Regions from separate parts of the Homo sapiens genome. Here region 1 is linked to region 2. Evidence: read pairs that join two places in POLR2A ChIA-PET (ENCODE). Cell type or tissue: Caco-2. All regions are shown on one strand.

Region 1 (5,000 bases), 110 kb after region 2:
GCAAGTTCTCTACTCCTGCGTCACAGGGACCTGGAGCTGTGATATAGAGAGGCCTCTCCCTGTCTGCAGTCCATCCCGGACAGCAGTGGCCAGAAAGGCCCCCTTCATTACACAGTGGCAGCTGCCTCAGCCCCTAAAGTACTGGAGCTCAGCAGAGAGTGACCAAGCGACTCTCTGCAGCCTCGGTTTCCTGCATGACAGAAGGAATGGCCTTGTCCCTCGAGGGGAGGTGGGACTGCCCCCTCTGCACCCCATGCCAGACCATGGGATGCTTCTTCATCCCAAATATCCCAAAAGCAGATTTATTCCCAGGCCCTGAGAGACGAGACGGGAGGCCTGGTGGCCCATGGTCTTCCCCGGCCTTGGGGGTACTTACCTTTCTTGTTCTTTTCTTTGGTGACCACAGTCATGGCCATGGTGCCAGAAAGCTGGGCCTCCCCACTATGGGGCAGGCGGGACACCTGCACTGAGCGGAAGACACTCTTGAGGGTGTTCTTCGAGCTGGCGTCCCTCTTGTCGCCTTCCCTCCTCCGCTCCCCGGGGTGGCCCAGCCAGTAGTCCACCTGGAGGCCAATCACGTCCCCATATGGGCTATTAGGGCTCCTGAGGAAAGGGAACAAAGAGGAGAGGTCAGCTCTGCCTTCAGCTCCCAACTACATAGGCCTGATGGGGTAGGGGCCATGCCAGTCCCCGGGAGGGCAGGCTGAGGAAGGCTGCAGCTCTGTTCCCTCCAGCCACACAGAGCAGCTCATGTAGGAGAGGAGAATCAGGCTGATCTGAGAACAAAGCTGGGGAGAATAAAGGCCCAAGTCACGAAAAGGAAACCAAATAAAATCTTCACAGGATGACAAGGGCAGCAGAGAAGGAAGCTTTATGAAGGAAGAAAGTGTGTGTGTACATAAGTGCATGCGTGCACACACATATACACACATATAACACACACACACACACATACACGCCCAGCAGGCAAAGCCTGGGCCAAACTGAGCCTCGAGCTGGAGAGAAGGCCTGAGCCCGGCAGAAGCCCCTGCGGGCGGCTCCAGTGCAGCCTCAGGACAGCAGCTGGTGCCACCCGACCTGCAGCTTTCTCCTTTTCATGGCACTCTTAGCTCAGCGATAATTTTAGCTCCCGGGAGAAGGGCTGGTATGTCTTGAAAGGAGGTGTCAGACACAATAGGTACACAGGCTAGGAAAGTCATCTGACTTTTCTCTTTCTGCCTCATTTTGGAGGTTCCATTAAAAAACAAGATTAACTTGGAAGGGAAAGGAGGTAGAGGAAAGGGTTGGTGCCAAGGCTCCCCAAACCCATGCTGGACAGAAACCCTTCCGCTGTGGGGTGAGATGAGAGAAAACGCCTCCAGGAGGCCAGGAACCTGAGGTCCCCAGGGCAGAACTTGGCTGCGTGGGTACTTCCTCCTTTCCTCTACTGTTCCCTCCAGAAGACCCTGAAGGGAAGTGCCCCGAGGAGCAGAGGCTGAGGGAGACCAGGGACTGGGATTCTAGCTCCGGGGCAGGCTTCGTGCCACCCAACACATTACTAGCACTTTGGGGGAAGCCACCGGCCAATGCCATCCTCGCTGTTGCTACAAGGAAAGGGAAGAGGCGAAGGCGGAAGGCAGCGAAATGGGGGAAGGGAAGGCAGGCTGCTCCTTCCCAGCGCTGACCACGCCTGCTCTCCTCACCTCGGCCTTCTTGTCAGGAGCCCACCCCTCCACCCTCTCTCTGCCCCCTGCTGCTGGACCCTTGATCTAAACTGTAGATACTTGAGATCCTAAAGACACGGCCTCCTGCTATATCACTGCTTCCAGTGGTCTCAGAGATTCAGCCTGAACCCGAGCTCCGCCGCTTGCTCCCGCGCCGGCTCCAGCTCTAGCGCCTCAGCAGGGCTGCCTCACTGTGCCAGGCACTGACACGCATGTTCTTTTTCTCTTTTTTAGAGACGTGGATTGTTTCCTTTAGAGAGGCCCTCTGACTGTCACCAAAGGAGACAATCCACGTCCCTAAAAAAGAAGAAAAAAGGAAGACACTAGAAAGAACAGCCCAATCCACGTCACTACGTGGCCCAGGCCTAGCTTTGAACTCCTGGGCTCAAGCGATCCTCCGGCCTTGGCCTCCGGAGTGGCTGGAACTACAGGATGAGGCCTGGTTTCCACGTTCTTATGTAACCTGCTCCACAGTCCTGCAAGGTGGCCACTTCACCTCTTTTCATTAGATGAAATTGAAGTTCAGTAACTTGTCTAAGCTAAGGCAGTGCAGAGACAAGACAGAACCACTCAAACCCACGTGTGTTTTATTTCCCAAGTGCCATGCTCTTTCTTGCACCTGGGAGGTCCCATAACAACACCTGGGAGGTCCCATAACAAGACACTTGCACAGCACTTCACAGGCCTCTGCCAACATTGTCTCATTCAACCCAATACTGTGAAACAGGGCAGAAAGTGTCCTCCCATGACCAGGCCGGCTAGTGATATGTCTCTGAATTCTAACTTTAGTGTTTTGGGTTTTTTTTTGAGAGACAGGGTCTTGCTGTCACACAGGCTACAGTGCAGTGGCGCAGTCATGGCTCACTGCAGCCTCAAATTCCTGGGCTCAAGCAATCCTCCTGCCTCAGCCTGAGTAGCTAGGACCACAGGTGTGCACTACCACGCCCGGCTTCCTGTGGCTACCTTCTAAGCCCATGCGCCTGTCACTGGAATCAGCCGGGTGGGCCTGATGGAGGGCATGGCAGGACAGGTACGGGCAGGAGCCTTACCCCACGATGGCCAGGGCGCTGCTCATAGATGGGGAGGAGGGAGGGGTGGCCGTGGCGTCTCGGCTCAGGCCCGAGCTGGAGGGTGGTGATGTGGAGGGCACAGTAAGGCTGACCACAGGAGAATCGTCCCCATCGCCTGTCAGGGGACAAACGACAAACACAGTTGGCCAGAGGAAGCTATCTCTGACTTGGTGGTGGCAAGGAGCCGGGGTTCCTCCCATCCTGTGGCCTGCTTTCCTCCTTTGGCCCCAGGCTCCTTCCACCTCCCCCAGCCACCACCGCAGCAGGGGAGTGAGGGCGCCCATAGGCTTCCTGCTCAAGCTCTGACTTCCCTCAGGGCATCCAGAGCTTAACTTCTGGCCTGCTGGACTAGAGGGAAGACAGGGAGGGCACCAGCCTCACTCCACAGAACAAGGGAGCCCCAGCCTCACCTGCTGTGGAGGGAGAGTCTTCAACCAGACCCACCTTCACCACCTGCAAGGAGAGAAGAGGCACTCATTAGATCCTCCTGTTAAAGCAGGCATGTTCTGATCCAACCAGAAACACATTGGTGGCACAAGAGCCATCACTACACATTATTTTATTGCCGACTTTAAAATCTTTGCAAATCTGGGCTGGGCGTGGTGGCTTATGCCTGTAATCCCAGCACTTTGGGAGGCTGAGATAGGAGAATCGCTTGAACCTGAGAGGCGGAGGTTTCAGTGAGCTGAGATGGCGCCACTGCACTCCAGCCTGGGCGACAGAGCGAGACTCCATCTCAAAATAAATAAATACATCAAATAAATAAGTAAATAAAAAAATCTTTGCAAATCTGGAGCAGCCCAGCTGTAGAAACAAACAAACAAAAAACAACAAAACCTAGTTGCAACAATGAGATGGGGCATGCGAGACTTTGCAGCTCTTCTCTGGGGATAAAGGGCTGAAGGCAGGAATCACTGTGATGTCCTGATGTTGTTTCTCTAAGGTCCTGTGGGCAGAGGGCCTAGGAAGATGGCTCTGTCTCTGCCAGGTGGGAGAGTCTAAAGCCAAGTGGACGTGCTAAGGTGTGGACACCAGCCTTCTCCTCTCTGGTCTTCCTGGAATCTGGAAGTGTACTGAATGGGGGTGGGGGGGTTCTTTAGGAATTTTCAATTCTCCATAGAGAATTCTGGAAAGGACAGCCTGGGCCCTCCAGTGGCTAGAAAAGAACACAGCCACAGACTAGGTGAGCATCCAGGCTGTGGTCTGAAGTGACAGGTAAAGTCCTGGGCCCTATCACCTGGGCCCAGGCCTAGGCAAAGAGGCAGCTGGGCTGGGAGTCCAGAGGGCTGGACCCTGATGGGGCGAAATCTACCGCACAGGCCTGCAGGTGGTTGCCTGGAGGCTGCCGCGACAGCAAGGCTGTGTTTGCTGAAGTCTGTCCCGATTCTCTATGCGCCCTTCTTTTGATTCCCAGAGAGGAACAAATTGCCACTCTGGGGCTTCCTGGATACAACTCCCCTTCTCTCCTTGTTTGCCTGGCATTTGGTGAGGTTGCTAGCTCTTTTGGTTTTTAATTTGTTTTAAATTTGTTATCTCTCTGTCTCTCTCGGTTGCGAGGCCTGAGTGAGCAGCAACTCACAGCTCCACGAAGATGTGTCAAACCACCAGCCACAGCTATGGGCCATGGTCTTGGGGCCTGTAATGTGGCTATGGGAGCAGCCCAGGGGCTAACCGGGGACTGGCTAGACTGCAGGACAGGAGGCTCTGCAAGGCACGAGAAAGGGCTGCTGGATTTCCCCAGCTCAGGTATCTCCTGAGATCACTCAAGACACCCACATCTTGGATGCGCAGAAAGCAGGGAGAGCAGGGAGCTAGGCCCCCTCATCCACATGAGCCCCTCCCTGTCTAGAAGCTACGAGGGAGCCTCAAGGAAATTACAAAAAAAGATACAAGCTGGTGGGGCATGGTGGCTCACGCCTGTAATCCCAGCACTTTGGGAGGCTGAGGCAGGTGGATCTCCTGAGTCCAAGAGTTTGAGACCAGCCTGGGCACCATGGCGAAATGCCATCTCAGCAGAAAAATACAAAAATTAGCCGGGCATGCCGTGCACAGGGGCTCAAGCCTGTAATCCCAGCACTTTGGGAGGCCAAGGCAGCCGGATCACGAGGTCAAGAGATCGAGACCATCCTGGCCAACATGGTGAAACCCCGTCTCTACTAAAAATACAAAAATTAGCTGGGTGTGGTGGCACGTGCCTGTAATCCCAGCTACTCGGGAGGCTGAGGCA
Region 2 (5,000 bases):
CCTACGTTAAAAAAGAAGATCTCAGAACAATAACCTGACTTTAGAACTTAAGGAACTAGGGGTCAGGCGCAGTGGCTCACACTTGTAATCCCAGCACTTTGGGAGGCCAAGGTGGGCAGATCACGAGGTCAAGAGATTGAAACCATCCTGGGCAACATGGTGAAATCCTGTCTCTTCTAAAAATACAAAAATTAGCTGGTCGTGGTGGCACACCCCTGTAGTCCCAGCTACTTGGGAGGCTGAGGCAAGAAAATCACTTGAACGCGGGAGGTGGAGGTTGCAGTGCAGTGAGCCGAGATTGCACCACTGCACTCCAGCCTGGCAACAGAGCAAGACTCCGTCTCAAAAATAAATAAATAAATAAATAACTTAAGGAACTAGTAAAAGAAGAGCAAACTACACTCAAAGGTAGCAGAAGGAAAGAAATACTAAAGATTAAAGACAAACAAAATGGAGGGAAAAAAGCAATAGAGAAAATTAATGAAACCAAAAGTTGGTTCTTTGAAACGATCAACAAAACTGACACACCTTTAACTAGATTGACTAAGAAAAATAGAGAGAAGCCTTTAAGGTACTAAAATCTAATACTAAGAAATGCAAGTGGTAATATTACTACCAATTATAGGCACACCTAAAACATATTGCAGGTTTGGTTTCAGACCACTGCAATAAAGCAAATATTGCAATAACTTGGGGTTTCCCGGTGCATATAAAAGTTATGCTTGGCCGGGCGCGGTGGCTCATGCCTGTAATCCCAGCACTTTGGGAGGCGAGGCGGGTAGATCAACTGAGGTCAGGAGTTTGATACCAGCCTGACCAACATGGTGAAACCCTGTCTCTTCTAAAAATACAAAAATTAGCTGGGCGTGGTGGCAGGTGCCTGTAATCCCAGCTACTCGGGAGGCTGAGGCAGGAGAATTGCTTGAATCAGGGAGGCGGAGGTTGCAGTGAGCTGAGATCGCAGGATTGCACTCCAGCAAGACTCTGTCTCAAAAAAAAAAGTTATGCTTATGCTACATTGTAGTCTATTAAGTATGCAATAGCATTGTGTCTAAAAAACAATGTATATACCTTAATTAAAAATATTTATTGTGGCTGGGTGCGGTGTCTCACACCTGTAATCCCAGCACTTTGGGAGGCCATGGTGGGCTAGGGCAGATCACCTGAGGTCAGGAGTTTGAGACCAGCCTGGCCAACATGGAGAAACCCCGTCTCTACTAAAAATACAAAAATTAGCTGGGCATGGTGATGCGTGCCTGTAATCTCAGCTACTCGGGAGGCTGAGGCAGGAGAATCACTTGAACCTGGGAGGTGGAGGTTGCAGTGAGCTGAGATCTCGCCACTGCACTCCAGCCTGGGCAACAGAGCAAGACTCCATCTCAAAAGAAAAAAGAAAAAAAAAAAACCTTATTGCTTAAAAATGCTAGTGATCACCGGAACCTTCAGTAAGTCATAATCCTGAAACCTTTAGCAAGTTGTAATCTTTTTGCTGGTGGAGGGTCTTGCCTCGATGTTGATAGCTGCTGACTGATCAGGATGGTAGTTGCTGAAGATGGGGGTGGCTGTGCCAATTTCTTAAAATAAGGCAACGATGAAATTTGCTGCACTGATTGATCCTTTCATGCAAGATTTCTCTCTAACATGCGATGCTGTTTGATAACATTTTACCCACAGTAGAAGTTCTTTCAAAATTAAAGTCAATCCTCTCAAATCCTACAGCTACTTTATCAATTAAGTTTACATAATATTCTAAATCCTTGTTGTCATTTATCAATGTTCACCGCATCCTTGCCAGGAGTAGATTCTATCTGAAGAAACCACTTTGATGATCCAGAAGAAGCAACTCCTCATCCATTCAAGTTTTCTCATGATATCGCAGCAATTCAGTTACATCTTCAGACTCAACTTCTAATTCTAGTTCTCTTGCTATTTCCATCATATTTGCAGTTACTTCCTCCACTGAAGTCTTGAACCCTTCAAAGTCATCAGCGTATTCCAAGGTCTCCAGTGCAGTGGCATGATCATGGCTCACTGCAGCCTAGACCTCTGGGTTCAGGTGATTCTCCCGCCTCAGCCTCCTGAGTAGCTGGGACTACAGGTATGCGCCACCATGGCTGGCGATTTTTTTGTATTTTTAGTAGAGACGGGGTTTCGCCATGTTGCCCAGGCTGTTCTCAAACTCCTGGGCTCAAGGGGATCTGCCTGCCTTGGCCTCTTGAAGTGCTGGGATTACAAGCGTGAGTCACGACGCTCGGCCTCACTTTCTTATCTTTTGTGTGTTCACTGGGGTAGCACTTTTAATTCCTTCAAGAACTTTTCCTTTGCATTCACAACTTGGCTGACCATTTGGCACAAGAGGCCTAGCTTTCAGCCTATCACAGTGTTTACCATGCCTTCCTCACTATGTGTAATCATTTCTAGCTTTTGATTTAAAATGAGAGAAGTGCAACTCTTCCTTTCACTTGAACACTTAGAGGCCAACATAGAATTATCAGCCTAATTTCAATATTTTTGTGTTTCAGGAAATAGGGAGGTATGAGGAAGGGGAGAACAGTCAGTCGGTGGAGCAGTCAGCACACACACAACACTTACTGATTTTTTTTTTTTTTTGAGACGGAGTTTCGCTCTGTCACCCAGGCTGGAGTGCAGTGGCACGATCTCGGCTCACTGCAAGCTCTGCCTCCCGGGTTCATGCCATTCTCCTGCCTCAGCCTCCTGAGTAGCTGGGACTACAGGAACCCGCCACCTTCAATCTGTAAAAAAAAAAAAATGCAATTATCTGTGACGTGCAATAAACCAAAGTGCAATAAAGTGAGGTATGCCTGGCTGGGCGTGGTGGCTCACGCCTGTAATCCCAGCACTTTGGGAGGCGGAGGGGGGTGGATCACAAGGTTAGGAGATTGCAACCATCCTGGCTAACAGGATGAAACCCCGTTTCTACTAAAAATACAAAAAAATTAGCCAGGCGTGGTGGCAGGCACCTGTAGTCCCAGCTACATGGGAGGCTGAGGCAAAAGAACGGCGTGAACCCGGGAGGTGGAGCTTGCAGTGAGCCTAGATTGCACCACTGTACTCCAGCCTGGGCAACAGAGCGAGACTCCATCTAAAAAAAAAAAAAAAAAGTGAGGTATGCCTTTACCCAGAAGTAAAAAGGACTATAAGAGAATACTATGAATAACTGTATGCTAACAAATCAGATGAAATGGACAAATTCCTGAAAACACACAAACTACCAAAACTGATGCAAGAAGAAACAGGAAATCTGAACAGACCTATAACAAGTAACCAGATTTAATCTGTAATCAAAAACCTCCCAACAAAGAAAATCCCAGGACCAGATGGCTTCACAAGTGAATTCTACCAATCACTTAAAGAATTAACATCAATCCGGCTGGGCGCGGTGCCTCATGCCCGTAATCCCAGCACTTTGGGAGGCGGATGAGGGCAGATCACCTGAGGTCAGGAGTTTGAGACCAGCCTGCAACATGGTGAAACCTCGTCTCTAGTAAAAATACAAAAATTAGCCAGGCATGGTGGCGCACACCTGTAATCCCAGCTACTCTGGAGGCTGAGACGGGAGAATCGCTGGAACCCAGGAGGCAGAGGTTGCAGTGAGCCGAGATCATGCCACTGCACTCCAGCCTGGGTGACAGAGCGAGACTCTGTCACAAACAAAACAAAACAAAACAAAACAAAAAGAATTAACAACAATCCTATAACAGTGTAGTGTGCAAAGTAAAAAGAAATTTACAACAATCCTTCTCAAACTCTTCCAAAAAATAGAAAACACTTTACAACTCATTCTATGTGACCTGAGGCCAAACTAATATACAGACCATCCCAAGAAAACTACAGACCGTATCTCATATGAATATAGATGCAAAAATCCTCCACAAAATACTAGCAAACCTAACCCAGCAACATATTAACAGAATTATACACCATGACCAAGTAGGAATTATTCCAGAAATGCAAGATTGTTTAACATACAAAAATCAATCAGTGTGGCCGGGCACGGTGGCTCACCCTGTAATCCCAGCACTTTGGGAGGCTGAAGCAGGTGGATCACTTGAGGTCAGGAGTTTGAGACCAGCCTAGACAACATGGTGAAATCCGTCTCTACTAAAAATACAAAAAATATTAGCTGGCTGTGGTGGTGCACACCTGTAATCCCAGCTAGTCAGGAAGCTGAGGCAGGAGAATCACTTGAACCTGGGAGGTAGAGGTTGCCATGAGCCAAGATCGCGCCACTCACTCCAACCTGGGTGACAGAGCGAGACTCCATCTCAAAAAAAAAAAAAAAAAAGAAAGGCTGGGTGTGGTGGCTCATGCCTGTAATATCAGCACTTTGGGAGACCGAGGCGGGCAGATCACTTGAGGTCAGGATTTCAAGACCAGCCTGGCGAACATGGTGAAACGGCATCTCTACTAAAAAATACAAAAATTAGCCAGGCATGATGGCGCATGCCTGTAATCCCAGCTACTCCGGAGGCTGAGGCATGAGAATAACTTGAACCCAGGACGCAGAGGTTGCCGTGAGCCAAGATCGCTCCACTGCACTCCAGCCTGGGAAACAGAGCAAGAACGTCTCAAAAAAAGAAAAAGAAAATCAATCAATGTAATACACCACATTAATAGAATGAAGAGGAAACACCAAGTGATCACCTCAATTTATGAACAAAAAGCAAGTGACAAAATCCAACACGCTTTCAAGATAAAAAGCATGTGACAAAGTCCAACACTCGTTCAAGATAAAAAGCATGTGACAAAGTCCAACACTCGTTCAAGATAAAAATGCTGAATAAACAAGGAATAGGTGGAAACTTCCTTCACCTGATAAAGGGCATTTATGAAAAATCCACAAATAACATCATACTTAATGGCGAAAGACCTAAAGCCTTCCCCCAAAGATCAGGAACAAGAGAAGGATACGTGGTTTCACCGTTTCATCTCCTCAACATTGTACTAGAAGTTCTAGCTAGAGCAATTTGGCAAGAAAT

Evidence for each region. ChIA-PET counts read pairs that join two places held together with the same protein. Peaks named below come from ENCODE experiments on the same cell type or tissue, not always from the same donor. Only the 100,000 strongest peaks of a DNase experiment are listed, where the experiment ranks them.
Region 1: POLR2A ChIA-PET joins it to region 2 with 10 read pairs; 2 of 35 experiments call an interaction of 5 or more read pairs at or near these places.

The regions. Positions count from the first base shown.
Region 1 is chr11:66,237,030-66,242,029 of GRCh38, reverse strand. It overlaps PACS1 (phosphofurin acidic cluster sorting protein 1), which reads right to left. Exons shown (of 24, transcript NM_018026.4): 20 at 3,184-3,226; 21 at 2,753-2,888; 22 at 377-603. Among named protein-coding and RNA genes, the nearest start is that of KLC2, 18 kb to the left of the region's middle. RefSeq lists enhancers at 2,311-2,822, 2,823-3,334. In Caco-2, no CTCF peak of the experiment used is centred here; no DNase peak of the experiment used is centred here.
Region 2 is chr11:66,351,208-66,356,207 of GRCh38, reverse strand. All of the region lies in intron 1 of B4GAT1-DT (B4GAT1 divergent transcript), which reads right to left. Among named protein-coding and RNA genes, the nearest start is that of TRS-GCT3-1, 5.6 kb to the right of the region's middle. In Caco-2, no CTCF peak of the experiment used is centred here; a DNase peak (open chromatin) is centred at 2,847; H3K4me3 peaks cover 481 bases.